2 separate regions of the Homo sapiens genome follow, and region 1 is linked to region 2. The links are chromatin contacts, found by Hi-C or POLR2A ChIA-PET in ENCODE. All regions are on one chromosome and are shown on one strand. Each heading gives the region's core, a stretch centred on a gene start or an enhancer-like site at or near the end of the contact. The rest is flanking DNA. Distances are from core to core; before and after follow the strand shown.

The links. A loop is a pair of places that touch in the nucleus more often than their neighbours do. ChIA-PET counts read pairs that join two places held with the same protein, here RNA polymerase II (POLR2A). Pooled maps may share reads with other maps.
Region 1: a map with no recorded cell type shows a loop between it and region 2 (8-fold over the local background). The contact joins two enhancer-like sites. A Hi-C loop is called at or near these places in 17 of 37 single-sample maps with no recorded cell type and 5 of 50 pooled maps. POLR2A ChIA-PET finds 5 or more read pairs at or near these places in 1 of 52 experiments (MCF 10A).

The regions. Positions count from the first base shown.
Region 1 is chr10:52,254,600-52,259,426 of GRCh38, forward strand. All of the region lies in intron 10 of PRKG1 (protein kinase cGMP-dependent 1), which reads left to right. Among named protein-coding and RNA genes, the nearest start is that of PRKG1-AS1, 57 kb to the right of the region's middle. Within about 2 kb of position 2,637, at least 4 of the 41 ENCODE cell types and tissues checked have a DNase peak (open chromatin) inside an H3K27ac peak, as active enhancers do.
Region 2 is chr10:52,214,712-52,219,609 of GRCh38, forward strand. All of the region lies in intron 9 of PRKG1 (protein kinase cGMP-dependent 1), which reads left to right. All of the region lies in intron 1 of LOC124902425 (a long non-coding RNA gene), which reads right to left. Among named protein-coding and RNA genes, the nearest start is that of PRKG1-AS1, 97 kb to the right of the region's middle. Within about 2 kb of position 2,305, at least 6 of the 41 ENCODE cell types and tissues checked have a DNase peak (open chromatin) inside an H3K27ac peak, as active enhancers do.

The sequences.
Region 1 (4,827 bases), core at 1,387-3,886, 40 kb after region 2:
TAAGAATGTAGTTTTCTCATCACTGTTTGACATACAGATTGTGTTTGTGTGTGAAGGTAGTTACACCCTTCACAGACTTTTTAGCATTTCTTAATTTTTATCATTCATGTCAATTTAGATAAATGTAGATGCAGAAGTATTTTTCTACAGGAGAATTTATAAATAGTTTATTATCAATTTTTGGACGTGAGTACATAATTTTGCCACATAATAAGAAACTTAAATGTGTTCAGTAAAGAGTCCAGAAGCTTAAAGTGAAGATCTTTTAGGCATAGGAATTGTAGTCTTAAGCTATTCAGTCTCTTCCTAAATACTCTCAGCATAACTGACATTCACTTGTTTAATATCAGACAGTATCCTGTTCACAACCATTTCCTCTGGGCAGTCATTTGGACTGCTTTCCTTTCTGTTTTCTGGCATGTGCCATATTTTCTGCCTATGTTCTTTATTTTTAAGAATGGTCTTTCTAATGTGTTCAGTTACTGTCTGTTTACAGTATGTCTTCCAGGAGAACACATTCCATTTATAGTATCACTTTCAGCAAAAGAACTCAGCTCTCTTTTTATATATGACTTATTAATTAAAGCTCTAAGCACTGCTGTAAGTCATCTAGGTAATCGTCTTCATTTACAAAGTATAACTGTAAAATAAGGAGGTTGTTTTACAAATTACAAGTGAAAATTAGTCCCATTGCCTTATAGTCATATTCCCAATTTACTCTACTTTTGTCCCTGCGAGAAAGGCACCTGCTTTTCAGAATAGATTTGTATGACTCAAAGACAAACTGATTTTTTAATATGCCAATAATATGTAGTCGGTGCTTTAAATATTAGATATTTAATCTGTTTATTTAGCAATCCACATATCTCCTATACCAGAGCGGCAAACTTGGATAAAGCACAGGAACAAATATAAGATAAACATAACCTCTGTCTTTTTGGATTATATTCTTTCTGCATCAGTTATTATGTATATATGTAGTGAGCTCTATGATTGAAGATAAAAAATTTAATAAATAGAATAGTTCTTAGCTCTAGAGACTCACAGTCTACTGGGAGGGGCAATCATGTAAACTAATAAACTCATAAGCAAAGCATGATCAGCAGGGGTTCAGTGTGTGGAGGAACAAGACGTCTTGCAGGAGATAGCATTTCTGAGGCAGAGGGAGAGTTAAGGCATCAACATAAGTAACCTGATGCATTATGGAACATACTTAGTAAAATGAAACTATTGAAGAAACAAATGTTTATTAATAAATATTATTTCTTTAATAAAATAACCTTTCATTTGAACCCTACTTTATAATCTTCAAATTACTTTCATGTTCATTGTATAATTTTGCCCTTATAGCTACTCTGTGAGGAGAACATGAGACATGATCCACATTTTACAGGAAAGAAGACAAGAATAATGTATTTATGTGGTTTAAGGCCACTTAGTCATTGAAAGAGCTGTTGTTATTGCCCAGAATTACTGATTTTTTAACTAGAAGCTTTTTCTGCCATTCTGGGTTTTAAAAATATTTGGATTCTTACCACCACCATCAACAACCACCCCCAAATCAAACAAGTGTTACTTCATTGTTATATGTACACCTTTGCTTTAAAAAAATTCTTCTGGAATTCAAGAACCTGAATTAGAACTAAATCTAGAATAGATGTAGTAATTGTCTGCTGTGTGCCTCTCTTTTTGTTATATCCTCAGAGGCTCCCCTTTCTCTAAATCCTTTTCTGCTCCTAGTTTAATGGCAAAATACCTGCAGAGAAAAAAAATCCGACAGTGTAACATGGTAGCTAGAAGCTAGAGCTCTAGAATTAGGCTTTCTGGATTCAGATATTACCCATTGTGTATGCTTAGTCATTTACTTAAAACTTTCTGAGCCTTGCTTTTCTTGTCTCTGAAATGATGATAATAATAGGATATGTACCTCACAAGGTTGTGAAGATTAAACGAGTTAAAGCCCTCAAAATAGTGTCTCACACATCATAGGTCAGTAAATGGTGTTAATGTTGTTATTGTTGCTATTATTATTAAAGCATGCTAATGATAGTTCTTTTTATTTATCACTTCCAGCTATAAGCATAGAAAAGGAAGGGAATGAAAGTATTTTACTCTTTTCTTTTCCATTGCTAGGCCAAGGCCTGAGAGTGCAACCATTATTCCAATATAAGTAAGAGCCAGAGGTCTTCAAATGACCTTCAGTGATAACCTCTATTAAATTTCTCCAGACCACTAAGCTCTTAACTTTCTGATCTGTCATGAGAGGAGATGGGAAACAATTTTCAATATCCCTTATGCTGAACCTGTGTGCCCCTGAAGTAGCCTGCTTTTATTCATCCATTTCACTTCTAAATTGTGAAGCCCCACCTCTTAACCTCTCAATGGGAAATCATTTTCAGTGCAAACTGCTGAATCATACCTAGTTCCTCTCCAGCCTTCTTAACCCATGGCACCTCAGTTGGGCATAATAAAGACCTGGCTCTTGGCAAGTTGAATACAAAAGTTACCTCTCATTCCTTCTCTGCTGCAGTTCAGTTTCTAAACCACATAACTGGATTGCCCAGGAAAAGAAAATGTGGTAGTCGCGAGAACCAATTTATGCTAAGACAAGGAGGTGTATTTCACAGGGTGTGTCTGTTCATGACATCCATACCACTCTCACAGCATTTTTGCCAGCTGCCTTGGCACTATAAAAACAAGCAAGCAGGCTTGGAGTGCTATGTAAACCAATTGAAAAAAAAATAGAAACTAAGAGGTGATTAAGCAAGAAGTTAGGTGATAAACCCATTGCTCAGTCAGCAGGGTCTTATTGCGAAAGGTGAGCAACTTAACTCCAAAGGGAAACCCCATGTAAGATGAAAACATTTCAAGAGCTTCCTACTGCCAAGCCGCACAGCAATGAAACAGAATAGCTATGGAGATCTTTGGGCAGTATTGCCATGTGTACCCACGGTGATTTATGCTACATCGGACACCTGGGGAAACCCTGCTGCCCTAAGGCCTTGCATCCTCTGTGACTAAAGTGAGTAAGGACTCAATACTGGTTGAAACTGAAAGTTTGCTTCATTTTAACACAGCCTCTTCTTTAGTAGTACTCTGTGGTTTATTATTAAATATGTAATTCTCATGTTATGTTTATTCTTCAAAAGAATAAAAACGGACAAAAATTATTAACTCTAATAAATAGCACTCATTTCTCAGAAAATAAGTTCTTCAGAGAACTAATGAAAATCCCATCTAATAAACACTAATTGAGCATCAGTAGGTGTAGTAACAATATACTGCAACTGCTAAAATAACCACATGACAGTTTCAATGCAGAAATTACAAGTAGTAAAGCTTATCTCTACTTTGGTATATGCAAATAAAGTAAGATAAGCATTACTTCATCTCATTATTGTAGAATAAATTTCTTTTGTACATTGATAATTATAATAAAATTTAGATTACATGAATGAAAACAAATATGTTACTTTCTAACCCATCTTGTGAAATTACAGAAATTTTATATATTAGCAATCAATTGAAATGCCTATTTTTTCTTACAAGTAGTTGAAGTTAGTATCCTACCACAAGATAAAATGTTAATAGTTTCTCCTCTAAACCTGCATATGATTTTAGAATAATCACTATAAATCTAGAATGCACTGGGCATGTCTTTCCAAAGCTTAAAATAATTGGTGATAAAACAGCTCTTACAAAAGTTGACATTTAGGTCATACTTGCCTTTTTTGTTTTCTATGACATAAATATTATTTCTTTAATCCAAGAAATATTATTTCTTTAATAAAATAACCTTTCATTTGAACCCTACTTTATAATCTTCAAATTACTTTCATGTTCATTGTATAATTTTGCCCTTATAGCTACTCTGTGAGGAGAACATGAGACATGATCCACATTTTACAGGAAAGAAGACAAGAATAATGTATATATGTGGTTTAAGGCCACTTAGTCATTGAAAGAGCTGTTGTTATTGCCCAGAATTACTGATTTTTTAACTAGAAGCTTAATAATGGGTACATCATATTAGGCAAAAATCATCTGTTTTAAAACATCCAAAATATTTGTGGGATATAAAAATATCTGACATGATTCCTGCCCTCAAGGAATTTCTGCCCCCTCCTAAGAAAGAAGATAAGATTAACATATTGGAAAAGTAGCAAACAAAATATTATGCTATTGTGTTAAATTAAAAATTATGCAGAAATGTTCTTAGTATTTCATCAGGAGAGAGGTCATTTGAAATTGATGGAATAGAAGAAGGCCTGGGAAGATATACAGAACTGAAGCCAGGCAGTGGAGAATAGGTTGGGATTTAAATGAACAGATGGGGAAAGGCCATTCTGAGAAAAGGCCATTCCAGGCAAGGGTTACAACATAAAAGGCCACATGTTGTCACAGGACACCAAAGCAAGTGACCAGACTAGAGTGAATTACTGTGGGAGGAGCAGAGAGAAATATTAGATAGCTGATCAGTAGAGTATGATTGTTTATATTCTTTAAAAAGATTAGACTTGCCAAAAAAAAAAAAAGAGTTGTTTGGACATTAAGTAATGAAAGCACATAAACACAGACTCTGCTCTGAACTTCTATCTATGACATGAAAGAATGCACTATAAGGTGACTAGACAAGCTATTTTTAGGTGGCGCTGCTCCCAGAAATAGACATCATAATTTCTCTTCTGACAAAAGTAGGTTATTTTGTACCACAGTGCAGTCTGCATTCCTGAAAATTTCATGTAAACACTTTCAAAGAGGGATTCCTTCCATGAGAGGGAAAAATAGTCCCTTTGTATGTCTTAATTATGTAGAAAATAGTCATGT
Region 2 (4,898 bases), core at 1,055-3,554:
ATTACACAGCGAAGTTCCATTAATGCCCCCCAAAGGAATTCCAACTTGATACAAATGTAATGAGGAAAGCCCAGCTAACATGACTATGTGCTTTGGAAAGTTAAATCTAGAGACAATAGGAAGAAGATATGGAGCAGGTAACCAATCAGGAGGCCTTTCACTGAGGGAACAGTTTCTGCTATGAAAGCAGTAGGCCGGTTTTATAATTTGTGGGTCATTTTGAATATTGTCACGGTTATTTATTATGTAACTTTAATATGCATTTTAAGAGTTTCTGCAATAATTCACATGATTTTTTATGTTAAAATAATGATAAAAGTTTTTTCAAAAAAAAAAAAAAATGCCAGCATGAAGATGCCATTTTGGAGAGATGTATTATTCTAAATACAAAGTCTATTTTGGGCCAGGCATGGTGGCTCATGCCTGTAATCCCTACACTTTGGGAGGTGGAGGCAGGCAGATCACCTGAGGTCAGGAGTTTGAGACCAGCCTGGCCAATGTGGTGAAACCCCATCTCTACTAAAATACAAAAATTAGCCGGGCATGGTGGTGGGCACCTGTAATCCCAGCTACTTGGGAGGCTGAGGCAGGTGAATTTCTTGAACCTGGAAGGTGGAGGTTGCAGTGAGTCAAGATCAGGCCATTGCACTCCAGCCTGGGCGACAAGAGCAAAACTCCATCTCAAAAAAAAAAAAAAAAAGTATATTTTGAAGCTGACTTGCTATAAGCATTCTATGCTATAAAGCGAGATATACAGGCATTTAGATAGTTAAAGCAACAAGAAAATAAAAGTATTTTCTTTTGTGCATCTCAGGTCAGTGTACTTTTCAATATCACCTCAATATTTTCTCTTTTCCCCATGGGAAGATGTCTGAATACACTTTGGTGGTATTCATACATTCATACATGTTTCAAAGTGAAACAATTTCCTTGTGAAAATTTCAAATCATGAATTTGGATGGATAACTTTAAAATATGAAAGGTGAAAGGAATGAAAATATATTAATATACATTTTTATAATAGTAATGTTAGAAACATAACTTTTGGTTTTGATCTCATTCAGAATATAACTGACAAGAGGTAGATGATAAGGTAGATATTTACTAGTTGTGCTCTAAAAGTGAAAATGTCATATCTAATTGAATATCTTAAGCATAGATTATGTTTCACATGAAGAACAAAACCACAAAGGCCTAACTTGAAGGCAAACATTGTACTTTTGTGCCCTCCAGTGGCCATCTGGAGAATATACTCATCCTCATAGAATTGTTCAAGAAACATAAAGTGGCTAAGGAGACAATGGCAAAGGAAACAAGCAAACTGTACACCCAGAGACCCTGAGGCTATTACTTTCTCATAAATTTACTGAAGTAAGAAGAGAGCTAGCAGACTTGGGAGATTCTTCAGACTGCTTCCAAGAATGCAAAGGAGCTATTGGTTTGGACTACAGATGGTTCTTTTGATCATTCTTGAATATACTCTTCTTAGACACTTCTTAAACAAGGATTGCCAAGCACAGCATGGAAGCTTAAATTTTCATTTCAATCAAAAAAATTATGCATGGAACACAAGTGACACTAAGCTTCTCACTCTGGGAGAGGTATCACTTCAGTCAACAGGCTCCTGGGCTGGGGATCTTTTGGGAAACCAGCAGATAGCTACCGGAATGCCAGGGAAATAATTGCACATGGATTTTGCAAGAGACTCAAAATCAAATCACACTGGCAGAGCAAAGAGTTTTGACAATAAGACTTTAATTGAATAGTCAGAGTTAGATGGAACATCCAAAATAGAAAAATACCTGTTTATTAAAATGGACATTACCTATTTTCTCATCTTTACCTTTTAGTATTAGCTTAGCCCCAGAATTAGATGCAGTTAATACAGCCAGGTCTGCAGAGCATTGTAGATAGATTTTGATTCCTATTTTAAATGTGGCTGGAATTTCTGATGCCATTTCTTGCATGGTCCTAGAGGGAATAGAGCCTTTGGTTTTTATACAGTCATAGGTTTTGGTGCGGTTTTTTAAGATCAGTTTGTTATCTTTTTCTGAGAATTAAATGGATCAAAATGTCTCTAAATTTTAAAAATAAGTTTTGTTTAAACCCAGTGACTGCTTAACTATTTGCATAATACTTCTGAAAACTTTTTAGTTTTTCACAAATGGAAGCTTTCTTTTACTAGGCAGACAATTCTGTTTAATAAGTGAGTTCAGCTCCTGCACCACCGTGAATTTAATAGCCTGGAGATCCTGTTTCACTTTCTGAGAGAACAGATCCTATAAATTGCATTCTATGTGCCATTCCACTTCCTGTCTGATGGTGATGCGGAAAAACAGCTGTTGTGTGGGAACTGTTCAGAGCTGTGTTTCTCAAACCACAGGTCATGGAAGGGTGGTTAAGTAGGCCCTGTTTCCCTTTCTTCCAAAATAGCACCCAAGGCTCTTCTGACCTTGCCTCCTTCCACCTCTTAGTTGTAAGCCTACTAAGGAGTAAGTTTATCCTACTTCCTTTTGTTGTGTTTATTTTTAATTGGGGAGGAATAAGTACATATCCTGGGAGAGGCTAGAGTTATCCTGAGAGATGTGCGGGGTAAATATACATATACACACACACGTACACATTTATATATCTATCTATCTATATATATATATACACATATACACACACACACACTTATATATGTATAAGTAGAGTTCTCTCTTTTTTAGATTAGTGTCAAATGAATCTCATAGTCTAGGAACTAAAGCAAACCACATCACTCTAATTTTAGTACACCCTACCGTCAAACAATATTTTCACCCTGTCTTCAAATGGTACATAGAGAGATTTAGATTTAATTATTCAATATGGAATAATAGAAACTACAAGCAAGCATTAACCCAGGTTTACAGTTACTCAAATAGCAAGGATTAAACAATATACAATGGGTTGACAAATGTGCTGTCTCCTACTGGATAGGAGACAATGGAAACAAGTTTCATTGGTGGCTTGGGCAACTGATGCAAATGTACTAGCTGGGAGATAAATCAGACCTCAGCCCTGTTGGTAGTATAGACATCATCACAAAGGATATTTTAATAATGACACTGTGGCTAGCCTTTCTTTTCCTTCCTCCGTTACTCTCTACTTATAATTTGCATAATAAATGAAACTCCTATTTTATCTCTCATTCCAATGGCTTCTCTTAGGAAATTAATGGTTTAGAAAAATAGCTTACAGCTGGGAGCCGTGGCTCACACCTGTAATCTCAGCACTTTGGGAGGCCGAGGCAGGTGGTTCACAAGGTCAGGAGTTCAAGACCAGCCTGACCAACATGGTGAAACCCTGTCTCTACTAAAAATACAAAAATTAGCTGGGCGTGGTGGCACACGTCTGTAATCCCAGCTACTCAGGAGGCTGAGGCAGGAAAATCACCTGAACCTGGGAGGCAGAGGTTACAGTGAGCCTAGATCACCCACTGCACGCTAGCCTGGGTGACAAAGCGAGACTCCATCTCAAAAAAAAAAAAAAAAGAAAAATAGGTTACAGTTTTTTTTTTGGTTTTGGGGGAGTGGGTAAAAACAGAATGAACTAAGGCGTCTTAACAGCTGACATCCATCAAAGGGGCTGCTCTTTTGCCTGGCATTGAGGTAGCAAGCACAAGGCCATATAGAGAGACAGAATCCAAGAAATTCTCATAAAAAGCAATTAGATGACAACAGAAGGGACAAGCAGAAATTATTAAATGTTTTTAGGCTTCTGGTTAAAAAAGATATTTTAAAACCTTATCAAGTATGACCCAATTTCTTTTTGATTCAACATAAACTTACCCAACTGTATGAATAGTCGCAATACAAAATTTTGGTTCACAACAGCCAAGGCAGTATTCTCCAACCTGAATAGAAGTCTTAACTTCTAAACAATTTAGACTTTTAAAAATTATATAAATTCTACACTCATTACTTTAGAAAATTGTGTTGCAAAAATCAGTGTTTATTCTGGATTCTTAAATTAAAAATTTATAGGGATTAGGATACTTTTTCAAGGTAAATTTCCCTTTTGATACCTTCAAAGTGTTTGATGAGCAAAAGAGCCATTAATGTTTTCAGGGCCTCCCATGAAATGAAATTAGTGTTTATGAGTCTTATCTTCATTAATTAATATTTTAAACTAAACTGTTTAACCATAATATAATGTTAATAATTTTTCTGAAACAAAATATAAGAGAATATTATGACCAGTTTCTGTGTTGAACCAAAGCTAAATTCAACAGTAGTTAGATAAGCTGAAGATAAAAGGCAAATGATAGCATATTTATTTAAAAATGAAACACAATTTAAAAAGGAAAAACAAAGAAAGAAGTACATTCCCTTGTGGGACTTTTTTGTTTTCATGGTGAGCACTTCTGTAAGGAATACTTTTTTCCTATGTTCACACTAGATGTAAGTGGGTCATAAAACATTTACGTACTAGGATGAATAGATTTTGAGCTGGGAGGCTTTAATTAGTCATGTGCAACTATTTACAAGCTTATGAGAATTAGAAAAGTCATAGGAAAATAAAATAAAGAAATTAGCTGAAAAGAATGACAATAATTTAGCTAATTAGAAAATGTAATTATAGTGTATTTTCCTTCAGATTACAAACTCTCTGCATAAGAGTCCAGTAATCCTTTGAGTCTAAGATGCCTTCACTGATAATCTAGAATAGGATCAGGCAGAACCAATGAGGTAGGATATAAATATTAATAACAAACAATCCCAACATCTCACTTTGCATATTCATTTATTATTCTCCTCCAATAAGCTTTTATCCATGGTTGCTAACAAACTACTAAACCGACTGATTTTTTCTCAGTGCCTAATAACAAACAACAAAGTGCCTCAAGTAAACTGTTGGAAAGAAGGAGATGTAGT